Linked DNA regions of Homo sapiens: region 1 is linked to region 2. The links are chromatin loops, found by intact Hi-C in ENCODE. Cell type or tissue: right lobe of liver. All regions are shown on one strand. Links, peaks and the distances in the headings refer to the core of each region. The heading gives the core; the rest is flanking DNA.

The links. Peaks named below come from ENCODE experiments on the same cell type or tissue, not always from the same donor. Only the 100,000 strongest peaks of a DNase experiment are listed, where the experiment ranks them.
Region 1: it touches region 2 in a loop (2.3-fold over the local background); 6 of 110 quality-filtered maps call a loop at or near these places.

What each region holds. Positions count from the first base shown.
Region 1 is chr9:129,557,684-129,560,584 of GRCh38, reverse strand. No RefSeq gene overlaps it. Among named protein-coding and RNA genes, the nearest start is that of C9orf50, 62 kb to the left of the region's middle. RefSeq lists a cis regulatory region at 1,609-1,622 and enhancers at 1,543-1,687, 1,700-2,345. In right lobe of liver, for the core only: no CTCF peak of the experiment used is centred there; DNase peaks (open chromatin) are centred at 1,664 and 2,122; H3K27ac peaks cover 2,335 bases.
Region 2 is chr9:129,322,820-129,325,720 of GRCh38, reverse strand. No RefSeq gene overlaps it. Among named protein-coding and RNA genes, the nearest start is that of LINC02913, 3.3 kb to the right of the region's middle. RefSeq lists an enhancer at 644-1,145. In right lobe of liver, for the core only: no CTCF peak of the experiment used is centred there; a DNase peak (open chromatin) is centred at 1,610; H3K27ac peaks cover 2,500 bases.

The DNA.
Region 1 (2,901 bases), core at 184-2,683, 230 kb before region 2:
AAAGTAAAAGAAAGTCAATCACCAATAATGCTGGAATATGTCAACTTTTCTCCCACCTCTTGCCACTGATCCAGACCCCATTCCCTCTGCCCGGGTGATCCCTTATAGCTACCCAGGGCTGCGGCTTTGCTCCATTCAAGCCATTTTCCACGCAGCAGCAGCCAGGGCCGTCTTTCCAGAGTGTATTAGGTTGGTGCAAAAGTAACTGTGGTTTTTGCAATTAAAAGTAATTGTAGGCCAGGCACAGCGGCTCATGCCTGTAATCGCAGCACTTTGGGAGGCTAAGACAGTTGGATCACTTGAGGTCAGGAGTTCGAGACCCACCTGGCCAACATAGTGAAACCTGGTCTCCACTAAAAATACAAAAATTAGCTGGGCATGGTGGCACACGCCTGTAATCCCAGCTCCTGGGGGGGTGGGGGGGCAGGGCTGAGGCAGGAGAGTCGCTTGAACCCAGGAGACGACAGCTGCAGTGAGCTGAGATCACGCCACTGCACTCCAGCCTAGGCGACAGAGTGACTCTGTCTCAAAAAAAAAAAAAAAAAAGGAATTGCAAAAACCGCAATTACTTAATAGATCTGACCAAGACTCTCCCCAGGTTCAAACCCCGGCTTCAAACCTTTTGCTCCTTATAGTCTTTTTTTAAAACTCTTATCTGTGGCTCATTGTGTCTCAAGACAGCCAAGCAAACCGAACTGCTAGGAATTTTCCCAATGGAACATTCTCTCTGCAAGTCCTTTGCTCTTGCGGTTGCTCCTCCAGGAGCTCCTGCCTCCCTCTTCTCTTCCCTTCCTTGAGGCTCAGCATGGGAGAGGCCCTGCTGCAGGTGCCCTCTGACCTCTCAGGTAGGGGAGGGGGCCTCTGTCCTCTGCAAACCTGCGCTGAGTGCTCTGGATGGTTCCGTCCCTTGGATTGGGCCTCCCCAAGGGCAAGACCCTGCCTGGTTCACCCTGGCCGCTCATGCAGAGGCCTGCCTAACATAGCTGCTGAATGAATGAATGAATGAATTGAATTGAATAATGGACAAAGCCCAACAGGGAGGGTTAGCATAAAGGGGAGACAGGCCAGGACTGTGGGTCAGCAGACCCTATCCTCCTCCCAGTCCCCCCAGCTTGCTGTGGGCTTCTTTCTAGCTGGTTACGGCTCTGAAGTTCTGTTTTATGCATGACAAAGTGGTCTCCAAGGCATCTGGCTCCAACTGCCACATGCTCACCCATTTCCACAGCCACATGGAGGGAATCACAGTCATGCTGAGCCCATCCTCCTTGGGTGACTGATGGAGAAACTGAAACTCAGGGGTGGGGTGGCTGTGGGTAGGGGAAGAGCTGGACCTAGCGTCGCTCAGCGCTGGAAGCCCACGTGCAAGGAGTGTGGAGAGAAAGGAGTCCCTCATGCCCTGTGTGCTGGAGTGGTGGCCTCCTGGGCTGGCCGGGGCCCTCGGGAGTTGGGGTCAGGACTTCTCCTGTCTGGTCCTTCCCCAGGATTCAGAACCTACCAATAGGGAGGAAGAAGAGCAGGGTCGCTCTGAATGGGTCACATATCCAACTGGGGGAGGACATTGCAGCGGGCAGCTCAAGGTCATCCCGAGGTCAGACTCTGTCCAGCTTAATTATTCATTAACCAGGCGAGTCCAGGCATTGAGTTAATGACCAGCACCAGGCTGGGGCCAGTTCCTCCCCGGAGGGTGGGCGTGACCTGCAAGGTCGGGGCAGCCTGCACCTGAGTAGTTGGTGGAGCATTCCTCCCTCTGTCCCTCCCTCCCTCCCTCCCTCCCTCCCTTCCTTCCTTCCCTCACCCTGTGCCTGGCGATTAGCAGGGCCCTGGAGTCCAGATGGGCAGGGGAGGGGGGCGGGGCAATGGAGACAAGGACAGCTCAAAGTGGTCTGTGCATGGCAGGGATGGCACAGGAGTGCTAGGGAGCCCAGGGGAGACCCCCGGGCAGTGTGGGTGAAATCAGCACAGCTGGTGGAGGGGAGACGTCCCGAGGAGCCCCGCAGGGTCCGTGCAACTGGCCCATATCCCACTGGTTTGGTGCCGTCAGGGTCCTTGGCAGGCTCCCAGCCCACTCCAGCCTGGCTCACCTTTGGCGGCACCCCCTTTTCCTCAGGGCTGTTGCCATCGAGATGACTTCTATCCTTGCTTCCCTTTCGCCGGGGCTCCCTGGGGACTGCCTCCAGTGGCCTGGCCGCCAGGCCACCCCATCCGCTGCGCCTGGCTGTCCTGCAGGGTTTGTGGCCTGGTGGCTGAGGAGGGGACTGAGGGTCCCCGCAGTGGAGGCTGGAGCAGGATGGCCAGAGGACAGTCCCCAGGGGAGTGAGCAGCCAAGGGGAGGGTCCCAGGGGGCGTCGGGGAGAGGGAGGCTCCGAGGACCCGGGCTGGTGGTCTTGTCCTGGCACTGGGACGGGATAGCCTGGGCTTGGGGATCTTGTGTGCTGGGGCCCCGGTATGCACGTGGGAATGGTGGGGTGGGAGAGGAGAGTGAGGCAGAGTTGGATGGAGATGAGTTTTCAGGGTGTGCAGGGTAAGAAGGAGACAGACAGGGAAAAAGCTAGACTGAGCCCCAGCGGACAGGGGTGAGGCGGGGACCACCATGGTGGGGATGTGGGGACAGGGTGTCTCTTTGGAAGGTGTTACGACCCCCCTGACAGCCAGGTCCCCAGCATGGGGGGCCAATCTGGATCCTGACCGGGTGGGCCTAGCACTGGCGCCCCCACTCAAGTAGGAACCCTCGAGAAACCAAGGGGAGAGGGGAGTGGGAGGTGGGCTTCGGGCTTCTGGGCCTGGAGGATGGGTGGTGGGGGTGAGGGTGGAAGCCCTGACCCCAGCCTGGCTGGGGTTGCCCTGGCAGGGGCGGAAGCTGCCACCGCAGCCCTGGGCCAGCCCCACCTCTCCCAACAAAGG
Region 2 (2,901 bases), core at 206-2,705:
ATTCTCCTGCCTCAGCCTCCCGAGTAGCTGGGATTACAGGCATCCGCCACCACACCCGGCTAATTTTTTGTATTTTTAGTAGAGACGGGGTTTTCCCATGTTGGCCAGGCTGGTCTTGAACTCCCGCCCTCAGGTGATCCACCCACCTCAGCCTCTCAAAGTGCTGGAATCACAGGCGTGAGCCACTGCACCTGGCCAAGAAGACTATTTTTAAGCAAGGTCTGTGGGGGTCTTTTCAGTGATTTTGTATGGGATGGATCAGTTCTGCAGCCCTGGGTGGCCCCTCTTAGGCCCATGTGTTCACAGTCTGTGGATGTATCCCCCTCTCCTGGGAGATGTAAGCGACTCCAGGGCAGGGACCATGTGTGGTTCACGCTTGTTCCCAGAAAGCTCCCCCAGTGCCCAGCTGCCAGAACTCAAAGTCTGTCTGGGGTCGGGGATGTGTCTCCCCCACCAAGCTGAGCCTTGCTGAAGACCAGGACTCCATCCTGCCCACTGGAGCACCTGGGGCTCAGGCCCACAGCTGGGCTACTGACTTTTCTCACTGTGGGACCTTCAGCCGGGCCTCTTAGCTCCCTGTGCATCTTCCTTATCTGGGAAGTGGCAGTTTCATCTAGTTGCACCTCATGGGGTGGAGGTGAGGATGACCTGGGCTGTGAAGAGGCTGGCATGTCACAGTGCACAGACCTGCCCACAAGTGGGGCCTTGCTGTCTGGCACTCCCCATGCAACGCTGGACACAAGGAAGGTGCTGGTACTGCCTGGAGTTCAGGCAGATGTTTTTCCAAAATAACATTTCTTTCTTTCTTTTCTTTTCTTACAGAGTTTTGCTCTTGTTGCCCAGGCTGGAGGGCAATGGTGCGATCTCAGCTCACCACAACCTCCACCTCCCGGGTTCCAGCCATTCTCCTGCCTCAGCCTCCCCAGCAGCTGGGATTACAGGCATGCACCACCATGCCCGGCTAATTTTGTATTTTTAGTAGAGACGAGGTTTCTCCATGTTGGTCAGGCTGGTCTCAAACTCCCAACCTCAGGTGACCCACCCGCCTCAGCCTCCCAAAGTGTCGGGATTACAAGTGTGAGCTACCATGCCCGGCAACAACATGTCTTAAGTACAGGGATAACAATGGTGTGTTATTGGTGGGAGATGTGAGGGTTTGCTTTTGTTTTTTGTTTTTAAGGGAAAGCTTGACATTTCTCTGCTTTATCCCATTCCCCAGCAGACTAACACCAACCAAGCTCCTGCTGCCGGGACAAGCACTGTACTGAGCCACATATTAATGAACAGGAATTCAGGACATTTGGAAACCAAATTCCAAAGGCTCCAGGGTAAGGAGAGAGAGATGACCTCCTGGGACCCCGCCCTCCTGCCTGAGCCCAGAACCCTAGAAGCCAGTCCCAGCTGCGGACACGTGCCCACGCCAGCCCCCCACACACGGTGCTCTCTGAGTCCAGGCATGCTCATGGTCTTTTGAGGAGAGAGATTGATTGCGTTAGGGACCTTGCACCTACAAAATCCATCAGCCTGTACATGGACGGACATTCGCTCAGGACAAACAAAACCCAGCAAACTCTAATATCCACGTGCAGGGCCTCTCCGGCAGTGAGTGACGGCAGTTTTGGTCTTTTGGCGAGACATCAAGCAAGACACTTTCCATGCAGGAACTCAACCTGTCCCCATTTCACAAGTGAGGAATCCAAGGTTCAGAGAGGTCAAATGAGACTCCCAAGGCCACTCAGTGGCAGGGCCAAGCTCTAACCCTGAGAGTCTCTGATTATAACCCCGGTCTCACCAGGACACCTGCTTAAACCCCTCTGAACCAGGGGTCCCCCAGGAGATAAGCAACAGGTAACAAGTGCACATATGAATACCCAGGCCAGTCATCACATAGTAAGGTTATATGTACTGAGAAAACTTCTCAGAGTGGGAATCAAAGTGACAAAGATGGAAAATTTGAATCAGGTCACGCAAAACCGAGTGACTCTAGAAGAATGCAGCTTCTCTGAGACTGAGCTAACTCTGGCCAACTTTTGCGTGATTCCCAGATAAGCAAGGAAAAGGTTGGGGGGGCAGACAGCAGTTCAGAGGCCTCTCTGGTTTTAGTATAAGGGCCTGAGAATGGGCGGAGGGGGGGAAGACCCAGGCTCTGAGGCTGTCTTGGGCTGGGGGTCTCTTAAGCAACTGTGTGAGGGGGGAGCCAGAAGTGGACTCTTGAGCCAGACAAATCTGATGTTTCTTCCAAGCAAGCCATGTGACCTCTCTGACCCTCAGTCTCTTCATCTGAAATGTGTCCAGCAAAGCTTTATTGACTAGCTGCTCCATGCGGGGCTGATGCTGGGTGCCAGGGACTCAGCAATGAACGGGGGAGACCAGATTGGAGCCCTCACCAAGCTCACTCCTAACGGGGAGACAGCGAATTTGGAGATGAGCAGATTCTGCCATCAGCTCTAAGGAAATAATGCAGGGATGAAATAATCCCTTTCTCGGGTGGGGCTCAGGGTGGGCATCCGAGTCAAGGCTGAGTCCAGCACGGACCCCGGGGTGAGCGCTCAGTCGGCGGAAGCTGCTTTTGAGGCTGCAGAAGTTCTATTACCATAACCTGAGTAAAACGGGGCTGCCTTGGGGGCCAGTCTCATCACGGTGTCACCCTCAAAAAAACACCAGTCTGACATCCCCAAATCATTGAAAAAAAGTTTAAATCTTCCCAAAATCTTTCAAAGAGACACCAAAGGGGAAATGGTTTGCGTACCACACACAAAAGATGTTTTCAAGCCTCTCTGCCGGGAGGTCTCATGGTAGTTGCCTCTGGAATATCTCCCTTCCCGCTCCCTCCTTTTTATCCTTATCAGAGAGGTGGGAGCGCTGGGCCTGGCCCCAGGAGACAGGGGACTGGGCTGGATC